Linked DNA regions of Homo sapiens: region 1 is linked to region 2. A link is a loop called in an ENCODE intact Hi-C map of the cell type or tissue named here. Cell type or tissue: left ventricle myocardium inferior. All regions are shown on one strand. Each heading gives the region's core, and the rest is flanking DNA. Links, peaks and the distances in the headings are about the cores only.

The links. Hi-C counts contacts between places; a loop is a spot of excess contacts. Peaks named below come from ENCODE experiments on the same cell type or tissue, not always from the same donor. Only the 100,000 strongest peaks of a DNase experiment are listed, where the experiment ranks them.
Region 1: a loop joins it to region 2, with 2.7 times the contacts of the local background. A loop is called at or near these places in 4 of 110 quality-filtered maps.

Annotation. Positions count from the first base shown.
Region 1 is chr7:47,436,906-47,452,976 of GRCh38, reverse strand. It overlaps TNS3 (tensin 3), which reads left to right. Exons shown (of 31, transcript NM_022748.12): 5 at 10,922-10,974; 6 at 13,319-13,490; 7 at 15,664-15,714. The coding sequence starts at 13,341. Among named protein-coding and RNA genes, the nearest start is that of SNORD151, 20 kb to the left of the region's middle. RefSeq lists an enhancer at 5,127-5,627. In left ventricle myocardium inferior, for the core only: a CTCF peak has its summit at 8,092; no DNase peak of the experiment used is centred there; H3K27ac peaks cover 3,494 bases.
Region 2 is chr7:47,785,143-47,801,213 of GRCh38, reverse strand. PKD1L1 (polycystin 1 like 1, transient receptor potential channel interacting) reads left to right here. Exons shown (of 57, transcript NM_138295.5): 54 at 335-565; 55 at 5,064-5,225; 56 at 8,417-8,587. It overlaps PKD1L1-AS1 (PKD1L1 antisense RNA 1), which reads right to left and starts at 5,923. Exons shown (of 4, transcript NR_161269.1): 1 at 5,771-5,923. RefSeq lists a silencer at 14,209-14,503. In left ventricle myocardium inferior, for the core only: a CTCF peak has its summit at 8,519 (motif pointing left); no DNase peak of the experiment used is centred there.

The DNA.
Region 1 (16,071 bases), core at 3,173-11,172, 350 kb after region 2:
GGAAAAGCAGCCCTGGCCGGTGGTCCCTGCCCAGGCCCAGCACAGTAAGTTCCCAACTCCCCACGTGCCGCCTCTCGGCTGGGCTGGCACTGGGCACTTTGTCTGTCCCTGGCCACCCTCCTCTGTGGCCTCCGGTACTGGCTGCTTTGCAGTGAAGGGGCATTTCCAAGTCATTTTTCCCCTTTCACTTCAATGCTGCAGATGTTCGGTGGGACCTTGTGTCCTAAGAACCATCCGCCCCATCTGCCCCTTCTTGGGAAACTTATTTGTGAGAAGAGCAAAGGGGAGCTTCCGACTTCTTTGGAAATGCTGACATCTCTGTGTCCTCCCTGAGTGTTGCTTACCTCTCCCTGCTGCCAGTCTTCCTGAGCTGCCTCCTTCCATATGGTTCCAAACCAGCCTGAGCTCCTGGCCAGGGAGGCAGGATCCTGTGACTATTTCGTTACAAATAAATAGAGATACAATCTTAGTCTGTTGTTTCTCATAGTTGAACATGAAGGTAAAATGACAAGATGACTTTATTTTAGTTTCCCACCCTCCATGGGGTGTACTTTCTCTGGCAGTTCTTAACGATTGCTGCTTATGTTTAAAAGCATTAAGCAGAAAATCAAGTTGGGCAATCCTGACAATTAATTGGTTCCTGGTATTCTTGTTCTGGAAGGGAAAAAAATGTCTTATTAACTGTGTGGCTTTGGGAAAATCACTTACCCTCTCTGAGCATTGTTTCTCCTACTGTTAAATGGGCATTGTGGTCACAGCTGGTTTTGTGATCTAAGGGGGATCCTAATAACTTGTGGATAAAGTGCATTTCCAGGGCCTCACAGAGGCCTGACACAGAAATAAGATGATGGAATAAGTAGCTAATATTTCTTTGGCACTTATTACTGGCCAGGCACTGTTCTAAGCCCTATGTTTATGTTTCCTTATTTAATCCTTCCAAGAATGCTGTTTCTGTCTCCCTTTTCCAGATGAGAAAACTGAGTCACACAGAGGGCAAGTAAATTCCCAAGATCAGACGGCTTACTCGAGCAGTAGAGCTGGCTGCCTACCCAGGCATTAGTATTACAAAGAGTGTGTGCTGAACCCCCAAGTCGTATGTGCTGGGTGGTGGAGGAATCAATGAAGGATGAACAAATAAATGCCTTGAAATTTGCCAGCTGAATGTTGTTCAGGTTGTTGCCTTTGAAAAAGATTTTACATTTATTTCTTCTCCATTTGCTTGGTGAAACAAAAACAGAATGTGCAGAGGTGTCTCAGCCCAACCTGTTTAATTGTCCTCACCTCACACATGGCCCGGCAGCTGTGATCTGTGTCTCTCGTCACCGGGCTGTTCATAGTCCTGCTTCCTTGTGGATTTATCCGTGGCTTTTGTTTCTTTTGATTTATTTATTTATTGGAGATGGAGTCTCGCTCTGTTGCCCAGGCTGGAGTGCAGTGGCACCATCTCGGCTCACTGCAATCTCCACCTCCTGGGTTTGAGCGATTTTCCTGCCTTAGCCTCTGGAGTACCTGGGACTACAGCCACATACCACCACGCCCGGCTAATTTTTTGTATTTTTAGTAGAGACAGGATTTCGCCATGTTGGCCAGGTTGGTCTCGAACTCCTGGCCTCAAGTGATCCATTTGCCTCCACCTCCCAAAATGCTGGGATTACAGACGTGAGCCACTGTGCCTGGCCTTTTGTTTCTTTTTACAGAGCTGTTTACACTGCTAGTTTTCAGGGCTGGTCAGGCTGCTAGGAGCAGCGCACAGGCCCTGGGGACACCCAGGGGAGCTGATATTCTCTTTGCAGGCTTAGGCCTTGCTGGGATTCCTAACATGACGTCCATAAAAGGGCTGCTTTTTCTTATTTTTTAGACAGCGTCTCAGGCTGGAGTGCAATGACATGATCTTGGCTCACTGCAACCTCCACCTCCTGGGTTCAAACAATCCTCCTGCCTCAGTCACCCAAGTAGCTGGGTTTACAGGCACCTGCCACCACACCTGGCTAATTTTTGTATTTTTAGTAGAGACGGGGTTTCATCACGTTGGCCAGGCTGGTCTTGAACTCCTGACCTTGTGATCCCCTGCCTTGGCCTCCCAAAGTGCTGGGATTACAGGTGTGAGCCACCATGCCCTGCCAAGGGCTTCTTTTCTTTCCTCTTCACCAAAAGCCAGTGAGGACAAGGAGAGGCAGGGAACGGGGTGCCATGTTTAACCTATCCTGGCACTGCCCTGCACCCATATTGGCCCCTGGGTAAGCAGGAGTGAGGGCCAGTGCTAGTTACTGCTTCTTTGGCCAGCCTGGGCTGTAGCTAGAGGCCTGGCAGATAGTGGAGACCTGCTTTCTGCCAGTGGTCAGAGCCCCCCTGGGAAGAGGGATGGTCACCTCTGCTCCAGGGTCTTGGGTCTTAGGGAGGCAGAGATGCTAAGGGGACTGCTTCTTAAAGGGTAGTCTTGGGGAATTATGTGAGAAAACACTTAAAAAATGTGTATTACCGTTTTCAGTACTTGAGTAGGCACAGGGTACTGAGGTCAGCTCAGTGGGTGAGAAAAATCCACAGTTTATAGTCATGTGTATCCAAGTCACACTGTTAGCTTTTACCGAGCTGTCAAGCTGATGCTTAACCACATTGCTATTCTGTGGGCACTGTCTTCCTAAATAGGCCCCAGTTATTCCATGTTATGACCTTGGGAAGGAGCAGATGTCACTGCTTTTCATCCTATTCTTCTTTTAGATAAGCCTGTTAAAGTCAATGGGTACATTTATTTTTGTTAACCCAAAACTAAAGCTAACTAGCTGTCTGTTATTGAAATCTAATAACAGCATCCTCATGCCTCTTCAGATGGCCAGATGACTCCACAGCCACTTTGGGATTAGTGGTTCGTTTCTTCCTTTCTTCATTCTACAGACTGCTGTGCTGGGTGGCTATTGTGTGCAGAGTGCGGCCCCAGAGGCTAGAGATACCTCTGGGAGCTAGACTGCCAGTGCCTCTGCTGGATCCGCATGGGAGGGGGCTGTAGAGCTCAGACGAGAATTCACAGTTAGTTGTTTTCTTGCAGTTGTGGTCGGCACAGTAAAGTAGACCAGGGCTGGGCGTGGTGGCTCACGCCTGTAATCCTAACACTTTGGGAGGCCGAGGCGGGCATATCACCTGAGGTCAGGAGTTCAAGACCAGCCTGGCCAACATGGTGAAACCCCATCTCTACTAAAAATACAAAAATTAGCCGGGTGTGGTGGCGGGCGCCTGTAATCCCAACTACTGGAGGCTGAGGCAGGAGAATCACTTGAACCCGGCAGATGGAGGTTGCAGTGAGCCAAGATCACCCCACTGCACTCCAGCCTGGGCAACAGAGTGAGACCCTGTCTCAAACAAACAAACAAAAACAAAACAAAAAGGAGACCAAAGTAGAAAGGAACATATGACTCAGGTCGGGTAGGGAGATCAGATTATGCTTTGCTGGAAGTTGCCATCTGAGCCAAGTGCTTGAGAAATCACAGGAGTTAACCAGGTAAAGCTGGGATACATGAATGAGGAGCATTCTAAACTGTGTGGTATGTGCAAAGAACCTGGGGCAGGAGGAAGCACAGCAGGTAAGGTAGGGACAGGGAGTGAGGGAGGCACATGAGGAGGCAGGGGCTGGCTCACCCAGGGCTCTGAGGACCAGGCTGAGCACCTGCCTTTCACCCCATGGCAATGGGACGTCAGTGAAGGATGCTCCATTTGAAATGCCGCACTAGCATTAATTGCACGACATAGGCTTGGTTTGCTGCAGCTGACTCTACTCTTCACACTGCCTTCCACCTGCAGGATACGCACCCGTGCCAGGCGCACAGTGCTGAACGTCGAGCAGTGACTTCCCTGGGCAGTAGAGATTCTGTACAGTTTAACTGGATGTATCGGCAACATACAGTGCAAGGCTCAGGGACAATCTGCAGTGAGCAAGGCTGGCTTGTTAGTCTCAGGCAGGCATTGGACATTTTTGTCTTTATTCTGTGAACAGTCTCACAAGGGAGACATCATTGTCCCGCTCCACAGATGGGGTCACTGAGGCTCATGAGTGCCCTGGCCCAAGATTCTGCAGCTGGCAGGTGGTGTGGGACTCACACCCAGGTCTGTCTGATTTCAGATTTCATTACTATACTGTGAGGTTTTGGAAACTGTTGATTTGTTCAAACAAGCAGTCGAAGGACATAGGTTAAAAAAGAACCAAATTCTGGCTGGGAGCGGTGGCTTACGCCTGCAATCCCAGCATTGGAAGCCGAGGTGGGTGGATTGCCTGAGGTCAGGAGTTCGAGAGCAGCCTGGCCAACATGGTGAAGCCCTGTCTCTACTAAAAATACAAAAATTAGCCAGGTGTGTTGGTGGGTGCTTATAATCCTAGCTACTCGGGAGGCTGAAGCAGGACAATCGCTTGAACCCAGGAGGCAGAGGTTGCAGTGAGCCGAGATCGTGCCACTCCATTCCAGCCTGGGTGGCAGAGTGAGACTCTGTCTCAAAAAAAAAAAAAAAAAAAAATCGAATTCCCACCAGAGTTGGGCTCTCATTGATTACAAGCTTGTCTCGAAATTAACCTTCCTGTCAGGTGGGGGCTCCCAGATCCTCAGCTGTGGAGAGGAACATCAAACCAGCTGGGATCCCACCCCACCTGGGGAGGATCCCATGTCTCCCTGGGACGTCGTGGACTTCAAGGAAGTTTTGTTGCAGAGGGAATGGGGCCTGTGTCTTTCACTCTTCCCTCCTCCCTGTGCTCCCCCTCTGCATGCCCCACATGGGTGAGTGCAGAGGAGGCTGCTGGCTTTCTGGTGAGTGTGCTTACTCCTGCCCGGGTGGTGGCCATGGTGTTGATGTGACAGCCAAGGGAGCAGCTCCAGGGATGGCTGCTCTGGAAATGTGCTTTGGCAGTGGCCTTGGGGAATCTCCAGTGGCCCTTTCAGTCCCAGCAGTCCACAGCCTCCCCTCCTTCTGCCAGGGCCCCCAGCCTCCTGCTGTCTTCTCTGCCTTCTTTAGGTGGATGTGCTTGGCTCTTCCCTTGTTCTGCTCCCAGATGTGCAGAAAGACTCTTTGAAGCTCAGGTCTTCCTTCTGATCAGGGCTGTCCTCCTGAGCAAGAAGCCGCAGTTCACAGTGGAAAGCATGGTTCTCATAGAGATACTAGAGCGAGCATCATCACATGTTCTAGAGTTGTCCGCTGGTCTTGGCAAATGGCGCGTGGTGGGGTGGGGCGCTGTGGGATGGGATGAGGCTTTAGGGTAGGGTCTTTAGGGTGAAGCCTAGGGTGTGCTAGGATAGCGCACTGCAGGATGGCGCCCTGCAGGAGGGCACAGCGGGACTGAGAACTGTAGGGTCACTGCAGGACCATGTGCCATAGGGCCACTGTGAAAAGCAGGTTTGCCCTAGTGTGCCATGCGTGGATTGCTAACTCCAAGGTGAGGTCGGGACATGAGCGCACAGTCCTGGAAAGAGGAGGGAGATGAGGCCTAGGCGAGTGGAGGACCTTTCCTGAGGCTGCAGGTGCCAAGCGGTGGACCCTTAACTTGGACCCAGACTGCCTGATGTGGAGCCTGTGTGCTTTGCCATAAGGCTAGGCTACTTTCTCCCAAAAGAGGTGTTTTTGCCTTCCTGCCGCTTAGTCTGCTCTCGCCCACTGCTGTGACACACTAGGAAGTGCTCTGTCCTGGGCAACAGAGCAAGACTCCATCTCAAAAACAAACAAACAAACAAACAAACAAACAAACAAACAAACATATGTGGAACCAGAATGACCCTCCAGGCAGTGCATCTAATTTTTTATCTGAGGAATGCCTCTCCTCACTTTTCACTCACTGACTCAGGGAGTCCAGGACTGGGATGACCTCCAAGTGTTTGATCCACAGCTGTCATTTTACCGGAAGAGAAAGGGAGTTTAGTGACCTCATTGACCTCATTGAGCCCATGGGGCCAGTTTGTCACGTGGCCAGGATGAGCTCCAGGACCTGTAGAAGGAAAATGCTTCTAAAGAGCAGTCTGGCCGGGCACGGAAGCTCATGCCTGTGATCCCAGCACTCTGGGAGACCGAGGCCAGTGGATTGCTTGAGCGTCAGAGCAGCCTGGACAACATGGCGAGACCCCCATCTCTACAAAAAAAAAACAAAAATTAGCCGTATTTGGTGGTACATGCATGTAGTCCCAGCTACTTGAGAGGATGAGGTGGGAGGATGATCTGAGCCCGAGAAGTCACTGAGAGGCTGCAGTCAGCCGTGATCATGCCACTGCACTCCAGCCTGGGCGACAGTGAGACTCAAAAAAAAAAAAAAAAAAAAAAAAAGGCAGCCTGGAACAGGGCGGTCTTTGCAGGCTTACCTTTTGCAGGTTTAACCTTAACCACAGATTCTACCTGGGCCTCCCTTTTCTCTTTCTCTTATTTGGGTGTTGAAGGCTGTGATAAGAGCATGCCAACAGGGACACAGGTGAGGGAGGCATGGGCTGGGCAGAGGCTGGGTGGGAGGCTTTGCTGTCTGGGTTTTTTCACCCTGGAAAACAAGAGAACAAAAGAAGCAACTTGTGTTTCTATCTCATGGAAACTCTAATCACTAAGGGCTTGGATTTGATTGACATTGGCGATAGGGTCCACAAGGAAACCACAGCTTGGGAAGGCTTCTGAGGACGTGAGCAGGCAGCTCTCTTTTCAAAACACCTAGAGAGTGGAACCTTGCCTCTATTAAAAATACAAAAAAATTAGCTGGGCATGGTAGCAGGCACCTGTAGTCCCAGCTACTTGGGAGGCTGAGGCAGGAGAATGGCATGAACCTGGGAGGTGGAGCTTGCAGTGAGCTGAGATCGTGCCACTGCACTCCAGCCTGTGCAACAGCAAGACTCTATCTCAAAACAAAACAAAACAAAAGAAAAAAACACCTAGAGAGTGAGTTTGCAACACAGATTTGCAGGACTGGTGCCTACAAGTAGAGAGAGTTTTTTAAACCTTATATGAGGTTAGGATTTCGGGTTTCTCAGGAGCCAGGTTTAATATAACCTATAGCAAGTTAGTTTCTCAGTCATCCTTCAGTCATGAAATGCATTATGGTGCACACACAGGGTTTAGATTTGTGCAACCCAAGTGTAGGTGTATTGTTTACTTTCAAATAAAGACTTACAGTGACATTGTATCCCTGAGTCTCCTCTTGACAAGCACAGTATTTCAGAAACTCTTGGCGGCAGTTCCAGTTCAGTATGGGGCCTGGTTCTCATTTTAGTCCAAGTCAAAGCAGCTGAGGGGGTTCTACCCCAGTGTGTCAGGGGGACCTGTCATAGGCATGTCCTCTACTTGGTTCCAGATTTAACCCCTGAATGATTCAGGGGGATTTTAGTCACATGAGATCTCAGACGCTGACTTGGAAGTGATGGAAGGGCCATAGTTTCTCTGCCCTTTTTGGCACGGGGCTAGAACAGCTCCCCCAAGCAAGAGTCTTTTATCCTCACTGATGTTCATGTGATTCAGGGGCAGCCTGTGCAGGAGAGGGTGTGGACCACCTGAAAGCCAGGAGATGGAAGGAGAACAGAGTTTTGGTGTCAGAAGGTGCTACTGCAGCTTAACTGTGGGATTCCAACACGTCCGCCCACCAAATCCTCATTTCCTCATCACCATCCCTATGTTACCAACCTGTAACATGTAACATAGGGGTGGTGATGTCTGCTTACTGGGGTTTCTGCTGGGCTCCGTGCAATGCTCTTCAGGGTTGTGCTATGGAAGCTGCTGAGCACCACATGCCTTGGAGGTGGCCAGACCTGTGTTTGCACATCTGGAGGCATGAGGTGGACAGATGCGGGTCTGGGGCTGGGGATTTGAGTGGGTGTCAAGCTGTCTGTGTTTTTGGAGGGTGGCCCTGAGCTGTGCTGGGTTTCTCGCCTCGATTTTAAGTGGATGTAGACTTACATAGAAAATTGGGTATGTTGGGGGACGGGCTGAATTCCTCCTTCCTGCCCCTCTTCCCAATACAGAGGTTAAGGAAGGGGTGTCTCTGGGCAATGCTGGGACACTTTACAGGAACCCTGCATTTCCGAACACTTCATGTAAGCAACTTTGTGCAATTCAACACTTTCTGACTTTTCACCAGCTCAGGTGCTGGGGCCTCCCTGTGGTGATAGCACAGATTACAGTTTCCTCCATTGGCCTTGACCTTAGAAATTATATAACTATTGGTTTAAAAGGTTTTTTTTGTTTGTTTTTTTGGCAGTGGTTGCAATTTGTATGGTTTCGGGGTTTGAACATTGGAGTTACTGTATCGAGGCCTATAATGCTGAATTGGATTCAGAGACTATTGGATTGAGAAGATCCCGTGGGTCTGTCTGACCTGCCCTTCTCACTCTGCAGCTGAGGAAATGGGCCCTGGGTTCCGTCAGGGACAGCAGAGTCCTCATGCCTTCTGGGACCCTTCCCTCCTTCCCTCCTGCCGTCAGGGCCCCGCCTGAGGGACGGTGACACTCCTACCCCATCACGTTGGTGCCGGCAGTGAGCAGTCACGTATTTGTGTGGTTGTCATCTTGGAATGATGTGTCATGTGAGAGTTAAATAGTTTTGCCCCATGAGTTATATAATGCTGTTTATATGTTAAGTTGCGTGCCAGTCTTTCACGGTCAAATGATAAGCGTGACATAGGGTCTGAAGCGACAGCCCACTTGTAGGAACTGGGCCAGTGTACTCCAGCATGGCATTGCAATGGGAGTCACTGTATTTTGGATGCGTGGTCTGGTGAAGATGTGGGACACATATAGTCAGATCCTGGTGGGTTCATGTAAGACCCAGGACCATGGTCGATCAAACTCCTTGCTGTTCTCCCCTGAGATGTTGGCTTATTGAATACTTTTTTGAATTAAATGGGACCCTGGTTAAGCTGAGTTTCCCCATAATGAGATTGGCTCTATTAGGATTGCATCTGAGCTGCTTGAATTTGAGTGTTACATGTACAGATTGTATGAATTAACCTAAACGGGTTTTTGATGTATCATTTCCTTACCTTTTCGGAGACTTCATTTTAGTGCATTCAGTTTACTCTGGGATTGTATTCTAAATACTTTTTTTTTGTTGTTTATTTGTTTGGGACAGAGTCTTGCTCTGTTGCCCAGGCTGGAGTGCAGTGGCACGATCTTGGCTCACTGCAACCTCCTCCTCCCAGGTTCAAGTGATTCTTGTGCCTCAGCCTCCCGAGTAGCTAGGATTACAGGTGTGCGCCACCACGCAGGCTAATTTTTGTATTTTTAGTAGAGACGTGGTTTCACCATGTTGGCCAGGGTGGTCTTGAACTCCTGGCTTCAAGTGATCTGCCCGCCTCGGCCTCTCAAAGTGCTGGGATTACAGGTGTGAGCCACTGTGCCCGGCCGTATTCTAAATACTTTTTATACACACTGACAAGTTGTCCTCTGAAATCTTGCATCTGTTTATATTTCATCAAAACTTTAAAAAATGTTTTCAAGATTTTTATTTTTGCTGCTCTACTAGGCAAAAGAGTAGTCTTCTGTTTTGTAGCTGTCTAGTCTGAGCTGTGAAAGGCTTTGGGTTAGGGCTTTGAGAAGATCAGAGGAACATGTTTGGAGCCTCCTGCAGCTTTGTGGGCATAGGGGATGAGCAGGGGGTGCAGCTCAGATGTCAGGGGTGGGCGGGGTCTGGAGACCACGGGACTTCACTTGACCAGGTCTGCCCAGCACGGGCAGTGGCCATGCGGTGCCAGGCTGGATTCCAAGCCATTGACAGAATTACCTCAGTGAATCCCTGGACAGCTCCATGAGACTGGCCCTGTCTGTTACTATTCTCACTTCAAAAGGCAGGAGACAAAGAAGTGGAGTGGCCAAGGGGCTTTCCCGGGAAAAACAATGAGGAGGTGGACCCAGGGCTGAGCTCACCGGCACCTTGGTGTAGAACTGAAGAGCACGCCCCTAGATCCTGCCCCTGTCTTGGGAGGCTGAGACGATGATCTCTGTGGTTTTGGAATTGGCGCTAGGCTTTGCATTGGTATGATTTCAGGAAAACATCTGTATTGTTGGTCTCCGAAATATACATAGAATTTGTTTTCTGTTCATTTCTTGCCTAAGGAGTCCAGGTGAGCTGCACCTGCCTGAGTGGGATCCCAGGTGTGATCGGGGGTGTTGATGCCTCTGATGGTGGTGTCTGTGGGCCTGCTTTGATCGGGGAGCAGGAGGAGTGCCGGAGGCTCTGTGTCCCCCCAACTCGGGGGTCTCTGGGCTCCTGTGTGCAGCATTACCTGGCTTGGGGCAGAAAGAGACTTTGAGGGAGCCCTGTAGTGGGTGTCTGGGTTTCCCCATTCACCTCTGCCATCTGACAAGATCGCTTCCCTCTTTGAGTCCCAATTTCCTCACTTCTGAAATATTGAAGAGCCTTCTTACTCACACAGTTGCTGGGCATTTTTCCTGAAATAGTAGATCTCTGTCACCATAGTATATAACAACCCTTACACACAAGGAAGAGTTATATAACTATAAAGTAATTATAACCCGAGTCTTTTCTCCCTGTTGAATAGGCTCTTTAAAAAAGAGTAGGTATGACTGAGAATTCCTGAAAGTCACTCATTAATTGGTTCTTTCAAGTAAATAATAGCAGCCATGATAGTCATAGCGCTGGTGTCATCTGGCACCTCCTGTGTTGGAGGGCAGGGCACTGTTTGCAGGCCAAGCGATGCCTACCTTGCCCTGACTGGAGGGTGGCCTCACTGGCTCCTGTGAAAGCCCGTCCTGATGCTGGTTAGTGGCACTGCGTCCTCTGGTGAGCTGAATCACACAACATGGTGTAGACCCTTCTGAGGTGATAAGGTGGGCTTGTAGTTACGATTGACTTGCTGTTTATGATTAAACTGTGGAACGGCTGTCATTGTTCCCTCTCAGTGGTGTCTGTGTCATGTAGACTGGCAGGAAAGGAAACTTCAAAATGACCCTTGTTTTGTTATTTGCAGGCTCCAGGGAGTTCCACGCTGTCCAGTTCTCTCTGCCGTGATAAACCTCTGCGGTGAGTGTCTGTGTGGGTCATGCATTCCTGTGTCTCTGGCTGTAGGTCAGCTCTCTACAGAGGAAACTTGGGCATGGCATCATTTTCTTCTGTAGAAATCATAATTTCTGCTTTGGTTGTAAACATTGCCAATCAAAGGTGATACAGGCCAGGTTTTCTGTCCGTTTCTAAATGCTGTGTCAGGGTCAGAAGCCCAGGTGGTAGAAACACCTGTGATTGTCTTTGAATAAATAATTGCACTGCTGAGGCCTGATTGTGCAAGTGTCACTTTTGGGGGAGACTCCAGGGTGTGCTGGCAAGAGCCCCTTTAGAGCAGATGAGGGGGGCCCTGAGCCAGCATCTTCTGGAGAGGCACTCACTGTGGATCCTCATGACCGTAGGAAGCGCTTTATTTCTGTTCTAACAGTGTTCAATACATTTGAATTGGAATGAAATCCATGTCTGATAAATAAGGTAGAGAAAACAAAATCCTTGGGAATTGTTTGGATGCTGATTTGAACAAATCAACCTTAAAAAATAAATGTATGGGCCGGGCACAGTGGCTCACACTTGTAATCCCAGCACTTTGGGAGGCTGAGGTGGGGAGACCACAAGGTCAGGAAATCGAGACCATCCTGGCCAACACAGTGAAACCCCATCTCTACTAAAAATACAAAATTAGCTGGGTGTGATAGCGCATGCCTGTAATCCCAGCTATTCGGGAGGCTGAGGCAGGAGAATCCCTTTAACCCAGGAGGCAGAGACTGCAGTAAGCCGAGATTGCGCCACTGCATTCCAGCCTGGCGACAGAGCGAGACTCTGTCTCGAAAAAATAAAAATAAATAAAAATAAAAATAAATGTATGGTATTGGATGTTTGATGTTATTATTTCTTTTTGAGGTGTGATAATGGCATTGTAGACATTTTAATCAAAAAGTGCCCTTATCTTTTAGAAATAAATTCTGCAAGATTTATAAATGAAATTACATAGTATCTGGGATTGCTTTAAAGCAATCAAAGTGGTGGAGGAGATTGCTGGAGATATTGATGGACAGAGGTTAGCTGTGTGTTGGTAATTTTGAAGTTAGGTGATGTGGGTACATGGAGGTTTGCAAAACCATTTTATATGGTTTTGAATTTTTCCAAAATTAAAAGAAAGAGAGAAACACATAGGAGTAGTAAAAATGAAAACCCCAAAGCTGGTGGCAGCACTTTGGAGGGACTTAAGGACACGTCCCGTGCACCCATGCCTCTGGCTTTACCTCATGGGGGCACCGATTGGGTTCAACCCCATCCCCTCTCCCTGGAACCTTTTCCACCTCCTCCTGGATACCACCCTCAGCCATAATGTTAGGAGCACTCCTGGGAGGGGCTCAGGCCTCCCTGGGGCCCACAGGGCTGGTGGAGAATCTGTGGTCTGTGGGAGGCCCTTGTCTCCAGTCACATTGGGTGCCTGACTCCACACTGCCAGTCCTGCCCAAGTCCTCAGCCTGCTGGCCATGACATGACCATTTCTGCCCTCTTCCCTCTTCCCTCCTCCACAGTCTTCATCTCACACTTGGGGGCCTGCCCTGGCCACCTGGGCACCTGGTTGGGTGGCCAGCCCCACATTCTACCCTGCATCCACCTGGCCTGTGGCTAGCTGGGTGGGGTCCCAGCGGGGCCCCATGGAGCTCTTAGCCTTCTGATAGGAGTCTGCTGAGTTGCTACTCAGTAGATGAAAGGCCGCTTTGATTATGCCCCAGCTGGTCCCCTCTCCACGTGAGGTCCTGCCTCCTTCTTGGGCCTGCAGGGTCCTCCACGACCATAGCTGGCCACCTCACCAGCCTCATCCTTGGCCGCACCTCCCCCAGGATGCCGCATACGGACACGAGGAGCTGCTTGCTGATGTTTGGCTTCTGCTCACACCATCTCCGCTTCCTCCTGGCCCCCTCCCGGTGCCCCCTCGTGCCGACCTTGACACCTCAGAGCAGGGTTGAGGCTCCCACTCCAGGAGTCCCGCCTGGAACCCTGTTCCTGCTCCCAGTGTAACCACAAAGAGTCCTTCCCGCCTTCGTGCTTTTGCATTTGAGCCCATGCGTCACTGCTCTGAGTTGCTTTCTCTCTGTGCGTTCCCTGACCGCAGCTTGCGGTACCCCGTCATGCCCTGCTAGGAAAATTCAATCTTGTGCCCCTCCCCACACTGCCCGCTGTTATGGGAACACAGCACAGAGGCTGCACACACTGTAAATTCCCGTAGCTGGCCGCCCAGGTGCTGATGTGAACACCCAGGGGATGAGTGTCCGTCGTCTTCACCTTTTTCCTAGAGGATGAATGTCTGCTGCCTCCTTACCCTGTTTCTGATCTGCCCACTGCTCTCTCGCAGGCCCGTCATCCTGAGTCCCACCATGGAGGAGGGCCATGGGCTGGACCTCACTTACATCACGGAGCGCATCATCGCTGTGTCCTTCCCTGCCGGCTGCTCTGAGGAGTCCTACCTGCACAACCTACAGGAGGTCACGCGCATGCTCAAGTCCAAGCACGGGGACAACTACCTGGTGAGCGGTGGGCGGCTCTGGGAGCCTTTGGGCAGGCTCTGCAGCAGGCACTGTGTAGGGATGGGCACTCACAGAACACTGGTTTACACATGAGGGAGAAGCTCAAGGGCCTGGGCTCACACAGCTGTCCGTGGCGCCTTCGTCCTCTGTCTCTCTGCTGCCACGCCTGGGGAGGAGACTTATGTGTCTCTGTAGGTAGCTTTCAGGGACACACGACTGCTGACCGCAGGGATGGCTGTTGCCTTGTCCTGCACTCATCAGTGAGGCTGGCTCCCCAGTGCCTTGGGACATGTCCCCAGCCAGCCACCCTTGCGCTCCCATGCTGCATCCCTCGTATCAAGAGACAAACTTGTGACTCTCCTCCTGAGCCAGAAATTAGGAAGACAAATTAGGTGGGCACCCAAGAAACCAGGGGCTGCCCTGGAGACAAGGAGACAGCTTGATTTTCAAAACACACTTGTCGAGTTGATGGTGGAGCCACATCTGAGGAATAATACAGAACAGCCTCTCACCATCTCTCACCCTCTGATTGGCCCCTTGTTTTCTGTTCCCATGGTTGGTAGCCCAGGTGGAGGCTGACTTCCTTCTGCTGTCAACAGTCACTAATGGGATTGAATGACAGCTCCCTGGCACCCTCTCTCTACCTGCCTTGTTATCTCTAGTAAGGAGGCCTCCTTATCTGTGGTAAAGCTAATCTGCCCTGCAAACCTACAAGGTGTTCATTGTCTTCCTTGCTGGTCTGCTCCAATGACTGGGGCACCAGTGGCTGGGAGAGGTGGACCCAAGTGGCAGAGTAGGATGTGGCCTCCGTCTGATGCCAGAGCAGCCCTGGCCCAGGTGCTACCTGGGTCCTGACCCCTCCCCGATCCTTGATTCACTCAGGCTCCTGCCTCTTTCTGGTCTTGAAGCCCGTCTTGTCTGTGACCTGGCAGTGGACAGGAAGTGGTGGCCAAGCCCCATTTGATGGTGGTGCCTCTCACCAGGGGCCCTCTCCTCCTCAGGGCTTCCTCCTTCATCACTGAGGCGGTGTGCTCTGCAGGACCATGGCTCCTTCCTTTGGAAGCCACTCCCAGGCTGGTCAGCGCATCCTGAGTCTCCTCTCTGGCCATCCTTCCCCTCTTCCCCAGTCCCCCTTCCCCAAAGAGACCATGCAGAGGGCCTGGAGCCCTGGCCAGCACCTGTCTGTGGGGCCTTGTCAGGGCCAGAGCTCTCCCTGCAAAATGGCTATGGCAGGGATCTTTTTCTTGTGCAGGGTTAGAAATGAACTGTGGGTCACAAAGCAGCGCCCCCCCTTGTCATAAACAGGGCTTGCTGGGTGACCAGGACAAGCCCCCACCCTCCACTTTCCTCACATCTCTGACTCTGAAGTGAGAGGGACGTTTAGTTAATTTTTAAGGCTCCTTGCTGCTGGAACATTATTATTATTATTATTATTATTATTATTATTTTCATTTTGAACTACTTGAGTATTTAGCAAGGTTCCACAAATGGCTGTGATTTTTCAGTGAACTTAGGCCATGGCTTTTGGCCGGGCATGAACTCAGCCCTTTCCAGGCCTGGGGCCACCAGGCCATAGAGGAGGGACAGCCTTCCCCACCATGTACCACCTCTCTATCGGGTCAGTTTGTGTTGTCAGGAGCAAGACCGTGATATTTATTTTATATATATGTGTATATATATTTTATATTATATATTTTATACGTGTGTGTGTGTGTGTGTGTGTGTGTGTGTGTGTGTGTGTATCCTATATGTTGGGATATTTTGTAGCCATGAGAATTAAAAAAAAATAGTAACACAGTAAATCGCCTGGTTTAATACTAGTTGAAGAAGTAGAATATAGACTTTATGTGTAAGGGTTCTGTATGCCATCCTTATCTTATTTATTTTATTTGTTTTTTATTCTGTGACCACACAAGTCTGTATTTTTCAATCTTTTCTGATCCTCGGTACCTGGAAGGGAAACATCATGTAAAAATGCAATGTGTTTTCTGCTTTCATCTCTGATGTCAAGGATTTGTCTAAAAGCTTTTTTTCCCCCTGATTTGTGAGTGTGAAGATTTTAGATATTTTTTTAAAAAATTAGTATTAATTAAAATTAAATAAAAATTAAAGTATTAATTTTTAAAATATTAAAATCTATTTTATGCAAGGCAATTTTTCCTCTCTTTTATAGGTATTAAACCTTTCAGAAAAGAGATATGACCTTACGAAGCTTAACCCAAAGGTACAGAGTTCATCCCTTTATATTCTGCATTTTGTAAAATGTAAACAATGCTTATTTTGTGCAAAAATAATTTGCTACTAGTCTTTGTGGAATGTGACTTGATAAGGAGTATTAGGAATTGTTCATATCAATTATTTTAATTACTTTTTTTTCAGTTTGAAATAGTTAGAGATTCGTAGGAAGTTGTGAAAATAATACAGAGATCTCCTGTACTTCTCACCCAGTCTTTCCAGTGGGAGAATCTTACAACACTAATAGTGAAATATCTAGGTCAGGAAGTTGGCATTGGTATAGTCCACGGACCTCACTCACATTTCCCTGGTTTTGCGTACATGTGTGTTTCTCGGCATCGTGTGT
Region 2 (16,071 bases), core at 3,923-11,922:
AGGGGGCCAAAGGCCAGGGGAGCAGGCCGCTTGTCACCATAGGCAGAGGAGGCAGCTGAGGAGAGGAGAGGGCACTGGCAGGAAGAGCCCTTGAAAGGGAGGAGGGAGACCAGCCACAGTGTGGGAGGCTGGTGGGGTGGGAGGAGGGAGGCCTGGGAGATGGGTGAGAGGGTGACATACGCCTTTTGGGTTCAAAACCAGGGATGACATGATTGATCCACACTCCCAAAACTGCCCCTCCAAGTTTGTCTCTATTTTCAACATTTGGAAGTTGAGTCTTCCACTCCTAAGAAGAGGTGACAAGGTCAGTGCTCTCTGGATTTTCTTTCTGCAGCTGGTGGGGGCACTGATGCTGGCCGCCCTCTCCCACCTGCACCGATTTCTGCTCTCTATGTGGGTTCTACCACCTGGCACCTTCACAGACGCCTTCCCCGGGCTGCTGTTTCATTTTCCCAGAAGAAGCCAAAAAGACTGCCTCCTTGGCCTTTCCAAGTCTGACCAGCGGGCCATGGCTTGTTACTTTGGGATCCTTTTAATAGTCTCTGCCACACTGTGTTTTGGAATGGTAAGTAAACACATCCCCAACTTTCAAGTTATGGTTTGTAAAAGTTTCATTTGCTGTTGGGGTGAAACTCTGGTCCATGTGGACAGGGCCAGGCAACACAGGCCAGATCTCATGGTAATGAATCCCTGCCGTCCAGCTCACCTGCCCTGGGAGGTCAGGTCCGTCAAACACAGTTGGTTTGACTCTCCCTTACTCTAGAATAGTCCAGCACGAGAGCAGCCACCCCAGGGTGCCACTTCCTCCAGGAAGCTTCCCTGGCCCCCCTCACTCTGCACTGAATCACATCATTTCTTACTGTGAACTTCATCTGCAATCTCACACTGCCTCAGGGGTATCTGTTGCCTTTTCTCAGTCTTTCCATCTTATCAGAGTTGCACTCCCATCAGCCACCTCCACTGGACGTGTTCTCCAGGCTAGCGGCTGAAGGAGGAATGGCTCCCTGTTTCACGCCCTCCTACTGACCTGCCACTGGCAAATCTAGTCATGTCATACATGGCTTAAACTCCTTCAGTGGAAGAAGAGTCTCCCCCATGGTCTTGTCCTATTGCCTGGACTTGGGGTCAACAGATTTAGCAAATAAAACTGGAACCCAGTTACAGTTAAGTTTCAGTAAACAATGGAAAAGTTTTCAGTATTAGTAAGCCCCCTGCAGCAGTTCAGACATATTTATGTTAAAAGTTATTTGTTGTTGACCTGAAATTAAAATGTTACTGAGTGTCTTATATTTTACCCCTCCCTGCCGAGGCTCCGACCTGCTCTGCCCAGCCAGACCCAGGATTGCTATGCCCACATCACAAGGGTGGGACTCATCACTTCTATTTCCAGAAGGCCCTACAGGTGTTCCTATGGAAGGCTCAGGGTTGGGACCCCTGCTCTGTGCTTGACTAAGCCTATAGGCATGCTGTCCACACTTACTGAACATGCCTTCCCTCGGATCCCTCCACTGTGACTCGTTCAGCGTTAAGTTCTAAGACAGGGTCAATGTGGTGTTCCCTCTAGAAGCTCTCCCAGCACCGATTCTCCCCTGGACCCCCAAAGGCTCTGAGCATGCCTCCTCATTGCACCCATTGTCTTGTGCTATTGGTTTTTGTCTGCTTTTGAACTCTAGCCACATTCCTAGCAGGCATATTGGTGTGCCTGCCTTCTAGGGTAGTAGTTCCTGACACATTGTAGAGCCCACTGCAAGTTCAGTAAATTTAATATTCAAGCTTTGTAAGTGGATAAAAATTCTCTGCAGTCCTTAAAAGTCTACTGGTATTCTAGTTTAGTAGCTAGAGGGAAACTAAAAGTGATTGCTCATGTTCACACCTTGACAACACTCAGGCCCGAGTCCTTTGCTTTTATCAATGATCCTAGCTCCCTACTCTTGCTCATCCATGAATGCATAAATCCATCGATCACCCATCCACACACCTACTCACCAAACTAGTTACCTGTCCACCTATCCACCCACCCATCCATCCATCAATCCACTCATTTGTTCATTCATGCACTCACTCATTCAACAAAAAACTAAAGAATGCCCATTATATTCAGGCAATGGCGAAACAAAGATAATAACTGCTTCCTGCCTCAGGGAGCTCACAGTCCATAGGGGAAGACTGGCATATACAAATAATTGTGGCAATTTTTATATTTTGAATACAGTTTTTAAATTGGATATGTGATTTGTAAATCTGTAGCTTCTCCTTTTATTCTCTTAACAGCATCTCTACAGAGCAGAAGTTGTAAATTTTGATAAAGGCCAGTTTTTCAATGTTTTCTTTTATGGATTTTGCTGTTGGTGTCCTGGCTCAAATGAATTGCCAAACCCAAGGTCACATATTTTCTCCTATTATTTTCTTCTAGAATTTTTTTTGTTTCTTTGTTTTTGGTTTTTTTGTTTTTTTTTTTTGAGACAGAGTCTCACTCTGTCGCCCAGGCTGGAGTGCAGTGGCGTGATCTCAGATCACTGCAACCTCTGTCTCCCAGGTTCAAGTGATTCTCCTGCCTCAGTCTCCTGAGTAGCTGGGATTACAGGCGTGTGCCACCACACCCAGCTAATTTTGTATTTTTAGTAGAGACAGGGTTTCGTCATGTTGGTAAGGCTGGTCTCGAACTCCTGACCTCGTGATCCTCCCGCCTCAGCCTCCCAAAGTGCTGGGATTACAGACGTGAGCCACTGCACGTGGCCTTTCTTCTAGAATTTTTATAGTTCTATGTTTTACATTTAGGTTAATCATCTGTTTTAAGCTAATTTTAATGTAAGATGTGAGGTATGGAACAGAGTTCCTGTTTTTTATAAATGAATATCCAATTTTTCCAGCACAATTTTTTTGAAGAATATTTACTCCATTGAATTGGCTTTACAACTTTGTCAAAAAGCAATTGACTGTATCTGTGTGGATCTATATCTGGGTTCTCTATTCTACTCCATTGATCTTTCCTTTAGCCAATCCCATGAGGTCTTTTTCACTCTGTGGCAAATCTTAAAGTAGCATGGATGAGTCCTCCAGCTTTGTTCTGTTTTGACTGTAGGTGTTCTAGCTCTTTTGCCTTTCAATATGTTTTAGAATCATCTTGTTACTATCTTTTTAAAAAATCATGTTGGTGTTTTGATTGAACTTGCTGTGGAATTATAAATCAAATTTGGGGGGAATTGGCATCCTAATAATATTAAGCTTTTTTGATCCTAGAATTCTGTATTTCTCTCCATTTATTTAGATACTCTTTGATTTTTTTCATCACTGTTTTATAGTTCTCAGCATACAGATCCTACACAATGATAGGCAATTTTAAAGCCTAACTAGAAGTGTCCTCAAAGAGCAAGAAACTTAGATCAGAGACTCATTTATTCTTCCTAGGGAGACCAGGAAATCTTCATACAACAGGAGAGTGAGCCTTGATGAGCAGTTCCACTCATGGTGATGACTGCTGAGAGCAGCATTTTAGACAGGGGGCATGCAGGGAGGGCCATGCTGGAGTTCTGGGTCAAGTGGGCATTATGTTGAAAAGGATGGTTGGAGTCAGGAATGGAGGGCCTTGAATGTCGTGCTTAGGCACCTGGATGCTATCTTCTGAGACAGGCAGGCAATATTGCATTGAGGTCTCTGGGTGGAAGAGTCAGGTCTTGCTGTCTGCCATGGGTGTGTTGCTGGTAAATCCAGGAGGCCTCAGACCTACACACCAATGGCCTACCCTTTCAGGCTCCTGAGCATCTTTGCAGAGTTCTGAAATTTTGTGAGGGGTTCGAGGGATTTGGGGACCAATCAAGAACAAACATATGACCACAAGAGATGATAACACACACAAGCTTTATCTGGGTAATGTTTTGAAGTGTTTCCATGTGGGGGAACTCCCTCATACTTCATGCTATGAAACTGTCCACAGGTTTACAGCGTAGGGGCCAAGAACCATCCAAAAAGGAAGAAGAGCAAGGGCGATCTCAGGGGAGAGGGGCAGCAGAGAGAGAGCTTACCCCTTAGACGATGCTGCTTAGCAGCATGGAGGGGAGGCTCTGGGTCAGAAAGCTCCTGAAGCCAGCAGCAGCTTGGGGCCTTATAACATTATCAGTGGGTAACAGCTGTCCCCTGAGGTTTTGCAGGGTGTGTAAAGCTGACAGGCTCTAAATGGCTAAAATGTTTGTTTGGGTGTTTTTTTTTTTTTTTTTGAGACGGAGTCTTGCTCTGTCGCCCAGGCTGGAGTGCAGTGGCGCAATCTCTGCTCACTGCAAGCTCCGCCTCCCGGATTCACGCCATTCTTCTGCCTCAGCCTCCCGAGTAGCTGGGACTACAGGTGCCCACCACCACACCCAGCTAATTTTTTTTTTTTTTTTTTTTGTAATTTAGGAGAGACAGGGTTTCACCATGTTAGCCAGGATGGTTTCAATCTCCTGACCTCATGATCCGCCTGCCTTGGCCTCCCAAAGTGCTGGGATTACAGGCATGAGCCACTGCGCCCAGCCCTGTTTGGGTTATTTTTTAAACAATTGGATGTGTAAAAATTCGAGTTTGTTACCAGTAGGCTTTTGAGCTAACAGCTTACAGCCTGCAGTGAAGAAATAAACCACCTGGAGGCTTATAGAGCACATGTTGAGGGCACAACAACTTGCTGAGCCCAAGACCCTTTCTGGTCTCCCAGGCACAGGCACAGGCCTCTCTCCTGAGGCTCACCCACAGCTCAGAATGGTTCACCAGGGGACACTGAAACTGAGACACAGACTTTACATATGGGCATGCACATCGCGTTGATAATCTCAGTCTCCAAAGTTAGATACTGAAAACAACCTTTATAATACAATGAATTTCCATTGCTGAGATCATCTTACTGCCATTTAGTTCAATTCAGGAGAGGTATTTTCCTGATTTTGCTTTTTTTCACCAAGAAATCACTATTTTACCAAAAGCTCGTAAAGTAGCATCATCAGATATAATCTCCATTGCATAGTTTATCACGTTAACAAAGCTCTTTATTTAGGCTGCTAACATGAAATTTGTCTTTATTTTTTTCTTTTTCCTAGCTGAGAGGTTTTCTCATGACTTTACCCCAAAAAAGAAAATCTTTTCAAAGTAAATCTTTTGTGAGACTTAAAGATGTCACTGCTTATATGTGGGAAAAGGTCCTCACCTTTCTGAGACTGGAAACACCAAAGTTGGAAGAGGCTGAGATGGTTGAGAATCACGTAAGCTGTGAGATCTTGGATTACTGAGCATGATAGCACACACTCAAGATGATGGTTTCATTGCAGAATTTTGCTTTCAGTTATCAAAGCATGAGTATGTTTCCATGCCAAATCTCCTTGCAAAGCCACAAAATTAGTCTCAATCATAGTGGAACTCATGGAATTTTCCCGTGCAATTCTAAAACACTTTACAGATTACCAAGCACATTCTCCTGCCTTAACTCACTATATCCTTATAGTGACCTGTACAGTTGGAAAGACAGAGTTTATGGTCTTCCCCAGGACACAGACATGCTGTATTCTGTCCCCTGAGTTAGTCATTTGCTTTTGGTGCCTGCTATCAAACCCAAACTTCTATCCAAAACATAGAGCCTTAGGTGCATTACTTGAGTTCAGTCACCCCAGACATGCATGTAAACAAATCAAACCAGGCGTTTGCACACTGAATACTCACTTTCTTCATGGCTGATATATTAGTTTGTTTTCATACTGCTGATAAAGACATACCCAAAACTGGGAACAAAAAGAAGTTTAATTGGACTTACATTTCCACATGACTTGGGAGGCCTCAGGTTCATGGTGGGAGGTGAAAGGCACTTCTTACATGGTGGTGGCAAGAGAAAAATGATCCAGATGCAAAAGTGGAAACCCATTATAAATGATCAGATCTTGTGAGACTTCTTCACTATCACAAGAATAGCATGAGAAAGACCAGCCCCTATGATTCAATTACCTCCCACTAGGTCCCTCCCACAACATGTGGGAATTCTGGGAGATATAATTCTAGTTGAGATTTGAATAGGGACACAGCCAAACAATATCATTCTGCTCCTGGCCCCCTCCAAATCTCATGTCCTCACATTTCAAAACCAATTATGCCTTCCCAAAAGTCCCCCAAAGTCTTAACTCATTTTAGCATTAACCCAAAAGTCCACAGTCCAAAGTGTCATCTGAGACAAGGCAAGTCCCTTCCACCTATGAGCCTGTAAAATAAAAAATAAGTTAGTTACTTCCTAGATACAATGGGGGTACAGGGATTGGGTAAATACAACTGTTCCAAATGGGAGAAATTGGCCAAAACCAAGGGGTTACAGGCCCCATACCAGTCCAAAATCCAACAGGTCAATCAAATTTTAAAGCTCCAAAATGATCTCCTTTGATTCCAGGGCTCACATGTAGGTGATGCTGATGCCAGAGGTGGGTTCCCATGGTCTTGGGCAGCTCTGCCCCTGTAGCTTTGCAGGGTACAGCCTCCTTCCTGGCTGCTTTCATGGGCTGGCATTGAGTGTCTGTGGCTTTTCCAGGTGCACAGTGCAAGTTGTCAGAGGATCCACCATTCTGGAGTCTGGAGGATGGTGGCCCTCTTCTCACAGCTCCACTAGGTCCCTTCCACACTGCCCTAGCAGTTCTCCATAAGGGCCCCGCCCCTGCAGAAAACTTTTGCCTGGGTATCCAGGCATTTCCATACATCTTCTGAAATCTAGGCTGAGGTTCCTAAACCTCAATTCTTGACTTCTGTGCACCCATAGGCTCAATACCACATGGAAGCTGCCAAGGCTTGGGGGTTCCACTCTCTGAAGCCCCAGCCCAAGTTGTACAATGGCCCCTTTCGGCCATGGCTGGAGCAACTGGGACACAGGGCACCAAGTCTCTAGGCTGCACACAGCACGGGGAACCTGGGCCCAGTCCACTAAACCACTTATTCCTCCTTGGCATCCAGGCCTATGATGGGAGAGGCTGCTGTGAAGGTCTCTGACATGACTTGGCGACATTTTCCCCATGGCCTTGGGGATTAACATTAGGCTGCTTGCTACTTATGCAAATTTCTGCAGCTGGCTTGAACTTCTCCCCAGAAAATGAGTTTTTCTTTTCCACTGCATTGTCAGGCTGCAAATTTCTTTAACTTTTATGTTCCATTTCCCATTTAAAACGGAATGCTTTTAACAGCACCCAAGTCACCTTTTGAATGCTTTGCTGCTTAGAAATTTCTTCTGCCAGATACCCTAAAAATCATCTCTCTCAAGTTCTAAGTTCCACAAATCTCTAGGGTGGGGCAAAATGCTGCCAGTCTCTTGCTAAAACATAACAGGAGTCACCTTTGCTCCAGTTCCCAACAAGTTCCTTATCTCCATCTGAGACCACCTCAGCCTGGACTTTATTTTTCATATCACTATCAGCATTTTTGTCAGAGTCATTCCACAAGTCTCTAGGAGGTTCCAAACTTTCCCACATTTTCCTGTCTTCTTCTGAGCCCTCCAAACTGTTCCAACCTCTGCCTGTTATCAAGTTCCAAAGTCACTTTCACATTTTTGGGTATCTTTTCAGCAACACCCCACTCTACTGGTACCAATTTACTGTTTTAGTTCATTTTCAAGCTGCTGATAAAGATATAACTGAAACTGGGGACAAAAAGATATTTAATTGGACTTACAGTTCCACATGGCTGGGGAGGCCTCAGAATCATGGCGAGAGGTGAAAGGCACATCTTACGTGGCAGTGGCAAGAGAAAAATGAGCAAGATGCAAAAGCGGAAACACCTGATAAGCCATCAGATCTCATGAGATCTTATTCACTATCACAAGAATAGCACGGGAAAGACCAGCCCCCATGATTCAATTACCTCCCCCCAGGTCCCTCCCACAACACAGGAATTCTGGGAGATACAATTCAAGTTGAGATTTGAATGGGGACACAACCAAACCATATCAGGTGATATTTAAGCATCATCCAGTAAGGTTCTGAAGGCAGTCATATGTAATCACGGTACTGTACATTTTGATAGGGCTTTATTCTCTGTCATGTGCTTCCCCATCCATTATTGCCTTATTTTTTTAATAGTGCTCAATAAAGATTTATTAATCGAAGGGATGAAAGAATGACCTTATTTTCCCATAGCAGCATGATGCATTACTGCCTTTAAATCCATTCAATAGTTTTTTTTATGTAGGCATTATTAACTGTAGCATTTACATGTATATCTGTATACGTACATTATTATTGAAGCAACTGAGATATAGAGATGTAAGAGTAGGCCCAGCACCCAGGTCTTCTAACTGCAGGCAGAGTCAGTATGTTTCCTAACATAGCCCAATACTGTCTACAGATGATACCCCTAAATGCTTCACATAATGAGGAAAGGGGGATAATGAGATTCTTGAATGCATTTACTAATCTAATTTTCTTCCCTTCAGAATTACTACTTGGATGAATTTGCAAATCTGTTAGACGAACTTCTGATGAAGATTAATGGTTTGTCCGACAGCCTACAACTCCCCCTTCTGGAAAAAACATCCAACAACACAGGGGAGGCAAGGACAGAAGAGAGTCCCTTAGTGGACATTTCTAGTTACCAAGCTGCTGAGGTAAGACCATGCAAAATTATTTATGTCAATTTTCTTCATAGCAATTTAAGTTCTAAAGGAGTTTTGGAATAGTTGTTTTTCCAAATTATAAGGTCCATTTGCATAAATATTCTTTAGATATCATACTGCTGATAAGATATGCTCTGGCCAGAACTAAAGAACCACTTAAAAATTTAAAGTCCATGATGTGACTTCCAGTTGAAAATGGTAGCATAAGTATCTGTCTGCCCCTTATTTCTGATTACAACTGAAATCAACAAGGAGACTGAGAAACAGAAATGGAAACTCGATCTTCCCAGAAACAAAAAAAAACCCAGAAATCTATGGCCCAGAATGTGACCAGTAATCTCAAGAATGGATGCCAAGAACAGTAAAACTTAGACCAAAAGGAGAAAGGATGCTACCATTTCCAAGAGCACACAGAATTCTCCAAGTTAGACAGTGTATCTGGAGGAGCCAACAAAGGCCCCTGGTTTGGACGAATAGATTATAGAGCACTAAAGAGTTTAAGGAATCTCCCTGAGACCTAATGCCACAGAGTTCCTGGGACATAGGACTGAAGGACAAAACGTGCAGGAAGCCGTCTTTGTAGGAAGCTGTTTGTTGATGTGGCTGCCTAGGGGAGGAACTATTGGTGGTTCACAGACCTAGAGTCACACTACTTGCAAACTATAGAAAAATCAACACCAATAGACACACCATGTGCCAGGTACACAGTGAAAAAGAAGGATGAGTGCCATGCCCCAAAGATAAATAGCTTCCAGTGGTAACTTCCCTGAGATCCAGAGAGATACTCTGCTGGCCCAGAGCTGTCATGTTCACATGACTGAGTGGCAATGAAGGAGCTCTCTGAAGGCAGAGGAGAACATGAAGTACCTGCTATAAGCTCTCTGCCCCAGCCCTTCCCGGGCCCTAATTCACAACAACCCAGGGAAGAACACCGTTTATGAAAAGTTGAACTTCCACATGTAGAGAGGAGTAGAAATAATAAAAGCAAATAATTATTGCATCTATGCAAATCTGCTTCAGGAAAAAGCAGTATGTAAAAATGACCAAAAGTGAAGATGAAGGGTATAACTTTGAAAACAATTGCCATCAACAGGTAAAAATTGTAACCGAGATGTTCTCCACACAAAGGTTAAGTTAATGAAAAAAAAAAAAAAATGTCTCTTTGAAATGACAGTTTGAAGCCAAGATGAAAGAACTCCAAGATGAAATAAAAAGACAGTGAATTAACAGAGTTGAGGAAAGAAATGGAAAAGAAAAAAATAAAGCAAATAGATTCACAGAAAAGAGAATAAACTATATGGATGACATATTTGGGAAAATTCTGCAAGAGAAAAAAAGTTAAAATTGATTTTAGGAAAAGTAATACACATGGAAATCAGACCAGGAAGAATGTGCGTAAGACACGGAAAGGGTATCTATAATTAGTGTCTCCCCTAAAAAAGCCCAGAAAATTTGAACAGAAAAAAATATTTTAAAATATAATTTTAAAAGACTTTACTGGAAAAGAGATATACACCTATATATTTAAAAAAGAACTGTGTCCCAGGGAAGAAATGGATTCACATCTATTAAAACTAGAACATGGGTGGGTGTAGTGGCTCATGCCTATAATCCCAGCATCTGGGAGGCCAAGGCAGGAGGATCACTTGAGCCCAGGAGTTCAAGACCAGCCTGAGCAATATAGTGAAGCCCTATCTCTCCAAAGAAAAAAACAAAACCTGTGGTCCCAGTTACTCAGGAGGCTGAGACGGAAAGATTACTGGGGTCCAGGAGGTAGAAGCTGCAGTGAGGGGTGATCCAGCCTAGGTGACAGAGTGAGACCACGTCTCAAAAAAAAAAACAGAAAACAGAAAAAATAAAAATAAAAAATAAAACACACACTAATAAAGTCGCTGGACTTAAAAAAAGATAATCCTACTGACACCTAGATACCTCCTACCCCTGAAAATCAAGTCATCTCCAAGTGAGTTAAAATTATTTAAGTTATGGCCCGGTGCGGTGACTCACGCCTGTAATCCCAGCACTTTGGGAGGCCGAGGTGGGCGGATCACGAGGTCAGGAGATCAAGACCATCCTGGCTAACACAGTGAAACCCTGTCTCTACTAAAAATACAAAAAAATTAGCCGAGTATGGTGGCGGGCGCCTGTAGTCCCAGCTACTCGGGAGGCTGAGGCAGGAGAATAGCGTGAACCCAGGAGGTAGAGCTTGCAGTGAGCCGAGATTGTGCCACTGCACCTCCAGCCTGGGTGACAGAATGAGACTCCATCTCAAAAAAAAAAAAATTATTTATTTAGCAATTATTATTATTGTTTTAATCATAAAAAACTGTTTAAATGTGCATATGAAAATTGGGCAAATGATAGGAAAAACATAATTTTTAAGAAAAGAAAATATAATGACCAATTTTGTAAAAAATAAAATAAAATTGGGTCAGGCGCAGTGGCTCACGCCCGTAATCATAGCACTTCGGGAGGCCTAGGTGGGCGGATCACAAGGTCAGGAGATCGAGACCATCCTGGCTAACACAGTGAAACTCCGTCTCTACTAAAAATACAAAAAAATTAGCTGGGCGTCATGGCACGCGGCTGTAGTCCCAGCTACTCGGGAGGCTGAGGCAAGAGAATTGCTTGAACCTGGGAGGCAGAGGTTGCGGTGAGCCGAGATCACACCACTGCACTCCAGCCTGGGCAACAGAGTGAGACTCTGCCTCAAAAATAAATAATAAATAAAATAAAATAGAGGATTTATACAGAGGAGAAAAAATGGATAGTATTTACTATATTTGTAACATAAAAATGAAAGAATTTAATTGAAAATTTTAGAAGAAAGATAATTGTATGTATTTATATTTAAACCATAAGGTATATATTGTTATTTTTGAATGATGGGATTAAAACAAAGGACAATATATACTGCTAATTAGTGCTTAGCAGAAAGCACTGACAGACGAAATCCCATGGTATATAAAGTGGAGCAACAACAAATAAAAGTAAACTAAGTGTGTGTTCAGCTCAAATAGGAAAAATTCACAACACACACAAATATACACACAGACACACACACTAAGCAAAACAGAAGGAAAGAAGTTGAAAGAATGAAAGTATAATTTAATGAAATCAACAGCAAAATGAAGTAATCCAAGAGATGAATCTTTTTACGAACAATTAAATTGACAAATTATTGGCTAATGTATCTAAATATGATGAACAAAGTGAGTACAATTCATATACAAAATAAAAATGAGAAACAGAAAATAACCTTTAGGAAATTAAATAAATTATAAAATTTTGGAAGGAGAGAACAGTTATCATTGTTTATTATGCAACAAACTGACTTGAGTAGAGACAGAAATCTGAAACAGTATTTGAAGTTCTATCCCTCCAAAAGCACCAGTCCCAGATGGTTTCACAGAGAAAATACACCAAACTATTAAGAAGCATGTAAGTCCAGAACGACCTTCAAACTGTGCCACAGCAGAGACAGAAGAAAAGCTTCCGAATGTGTTTTTATGAAACAAGCAATTTATTGATCTAAAAACTGGACAAAAATATTCCAAATTAAAAATAAAACTACATGTCAGTCTTATTGATTTTTGATACCAAAAATCTAAATAAAACATTAACAAATAGAATCCAGCAGCAGATTAAGAAAATTATATCCCATGATCATATGAGTATTAAATCAGGATACAAATGTTTTAATATTAAAAATTTATTAATAGGCCAAGCACGGTGGCTTACACCTGAAATCCCAGCACTTCGGGAGGCCAAGGTGGGCGGATCATGAGGTCAGGAGATCGAGACCATCCTGGCTCACACGGTGAAAACCCATCTCTACTAAAAATACAAAACAAATTAGCCGGGTGTGGTGGCGGGCACCTGTATTCCCAGCTACTTGGAAGGCTGAGGCAGGAGAATGGCTTGAACCTGGGAGGCGGAGATTGCTGTGAGCCGAGATTGCACCACTGCACTCCAGCCTAGGCAACAGAAAGAAACTCCATCTCAAAAAAAAAATTAAAATTAAAATTAAAAAAAAAAAATATATATATATATATAACTGGGCTGGGTGTGGTGGCTCACACCTGTAATCCCAGCACTTTGGGAGGCCAAGGCAGGTGGATCACTTGAGGCCAGGAGTTTGAGACCAGCCTGGCCAACAAAAATTAACCCGGCATGGTGCACACCTGTAATCCCCACTACTCAGGAGGCTGAGGCACGAGAATCTCTTGAACCTGGAAGGTGGAGGTTGCAGTGAGCAGAGATCGCACCACTGCATTTCCAGCCTGGGCAATAGAATAAATAAAATAAAAATATATGAATAAAATAAAAATAAATGAAATAATAAATAAAAAAAGAATATATTAATAACCTTCACCAAACAGGGAGGAAGCTATCATTTTATTTTTTCCATGGCTGCATTTGATAAAATTCAACATTCATTCCTAAGTATTAAAACATATTCTTAATAAAAATGAAATCGATATTTTTAAAAAAAATAGGAATATAGCTCAAGTTAAATGTCAGTATTATATTTAATAATACAACATCAGAGCCTTTACTACTAAGGTTAAGGACAAAAAGATTGTCAGTTCAAAAGTCCTACAACAGGCCGGACACAGTGGCTCCCGCCTACAATACAAGCACTTTAGGAGTCCGAGGCTAGAGGATCACTTGAGCCCAGGAGTTCGCGACCAGTCTGGGCAACATGATGAGATCTTGTCTGTACAAAAAATACAAAATTAGCCAGGTGTGGTGGCACACACCTCTAGTCCCAGCTACTTGGAAGGCTGAGGTGGGAGGATCACTTGAGCTCAGGAGGTCAAGGCTGCAGTGAGCCATGATTATGCCACTGCACTCCAGCCTGGGAAACAGAGTGAAAACCTGTCTCAAAAAGCAAATGAAAACAAAGTCCCACCACAGCATTTTAAAGGCGTATGGCTCATCTCTTTCCTTTAAACCCGCTTAATTTGTTTATATATTTTATAGCTCATATAACTAGCAAGAACTTTAAATTTATAATATGGTTGAGCAGTCCTTTATATACACAACACACACTATTGTGAGTCCTTATACAGTTACAACACATAGTAATCTATACTAATTTCCTATGGCTGAGAAAAGAATTTCCCTCAAATGATGGTGGAGGCTTGTAGGTGCTGTCTTTGCCCTTATGACTTACTTTTCTTGTGTATGAGTGGGACGTTTTCAGCAACAATGCAATCATAACTTTGGTTTCATTCCACAGGAAAACACAACGCTTTCTGGACTATCACTTTATGAGGTATTTATCAAAAGTATGTTTGGCAAAAAGTTAATGCTGCCAAGGGTGGGTCTCTCTCACCTGGCTCCCAGGTGGGTTTCTGCCTGCAGAACTCAAGTTTCTGCAACATGAGTTTAGCTGGCCTCCCTGGGAAAGAACCAGGAATGTCATTGGTCTTGGAATAGGCCAAGCAAGCTGGACTTTACAGAACAGACCCTTTTTTGTGTGAGGGGATCTGAGGAAACAATTCGTTTGAATTTCCTAACTTCAAGGCATTTATTTGTTTCTTCATCTTAACCATTAATAATTAAGATTTGTATCTTTATAAACTAGAAGGATTGGATGCCTGGAGCTATCAATAACCACCTACAAATCATATTGTTCTTTGTATTTTTAAAGTGACTCATGGCAACAAAATGCGGTGAGTTGCCAGCCCCCACCTTCTCCCCCTTGCCAGCTCGGCCCCCTTAACGGTTCTTGGCACTCTGTGGCCTCTCAGCTATGTAGCCTTGGACCCCGAAGAGACCTCCCAGCCGGGGGCTGCTGCTGATTGGGCAGAAGGACCTCCGAGCTCTTGCCCTGCTCCTTGCTCGGGCCTCTTCTCTACTGCGATGACTCACCACTTTGCAGGAGCTGGCTAGGCCACTAGTCAGTGGATGCAATTTAGAGATGTCAGAAGGGTTTTTCCTCCACATATTTTCCTCTTGATTTGCTTTTGTGAATACCATTGCGTAAGGCAGGAACATCCAGAGGGGAGCGCCTGACCTCAGGGCACAGAGTCTCTCCTAGAGGATTTTTGCCTTTATTTTTTTCAGTGTAATTCCTTAGCACCTACCTGCCAGGAGGAAGGTGAGATGGTTTTTATAACTGTGGAAAATCTGCATTCCCTTTCACATTTGGGGTCCCCAACACAATCTGTGAAGACTGGCGTGCCACAGTCCACAGCCACTCTTTTCAGCAAGGTTTGTGCTCTGAACTCTGCTGGTCAGTGTTACTTAGGAGCAGGAAGCCATCAAGAGGGTGAATTTTCTCTCAGCTTCTTCCTTTAACTTGCCAGTTTGTAAAATAATGAGAAGATTTAGAATACTTAGCTTTTCCCAATGCGTTTACGTAGCCCCCGTCACAGGTGACTGTCAAAGAAATTTACTGAGTTCCCTCAAATCTAGAAGTTTTTGTAGTTATAGTTAGGTTCTGTAAACTTACTGAATCTTCATTGACTTTGGTATTTTCTAACAGATGATGCAATGTATCTGAACACTAAGTTTGAATCCTTGAGGAAGAAACAGGCTAGAAGGGGCTTTTTAAAATGAAATATTGGCCAGGCATGGTGCCTCACACCTGTAATTCCAGAACTTTGGGAGGCCGAGGCAGGTGGATCACTTGAGGTAAGGAGTTCGAGACCAGCTTGGTCAACGTAGTGAAACCCCGTGCCTCCTAAAAATACAAAAATTAGCCGGCTGTGGTGATGGGCGCCTATAATCCCAGCTACTCAGGAGGCTGAGGCAGGAGAATTGCTTGAACCCGGGAGGCAGAGGTTGCAGTGAGCCGAGATTGCACCACTGCACTCCAGCCTGGGCGACAGAGTGAGACTCTGTCTCAAAAAAAAAAAAAAAGAAAGAAATATCAACTCGGCCTGAACATGCAGAAAGTATGATGCCCTAGAGATGCCCCAACTCCTGCTGATAAACATGGAGGTCAGGCAGGTCTGAGGGTTGAGCAACTGTGGAGTGATTCAGTTTTAACTACTGGCTGGGTGACTGTAGGAAAGCGACTTAACTTCTTGGTGTCTTTACATCCTACTCTGTAAAAGGAGGACAGTAGTAGAGCCTCTCCCATGAGACCACTGAGAGAGGTAAAGGAGTTAAAGGAGTTCGTGTCTGCATGCTGTAAGTGCTGTCTATAGCTTTAATAGAGACTATTAACACTTTCACGTTTCATGCATTCCTCAAGTATTTTTGTGCCAGGCACAATTCTAGAGGCTGGGGATCCAAAGATGAACAACATTGACTTGAAAGTGAACTATGTCCACTCAGAAAACATTATATTCCTGGAACTTGGAAAGTACAAATCTCAAAATTATGGACAAAAACCTGAGCAACTTTTGTATCCACTTGGACCTATGTTATGATGTGTTTCTTCATGTGAAGCCGAGAGGGGTCGGTAAGGATGCAAACATCAAGTTCAAATGAGGTATGCTCAGGAAGAATGCACCCCA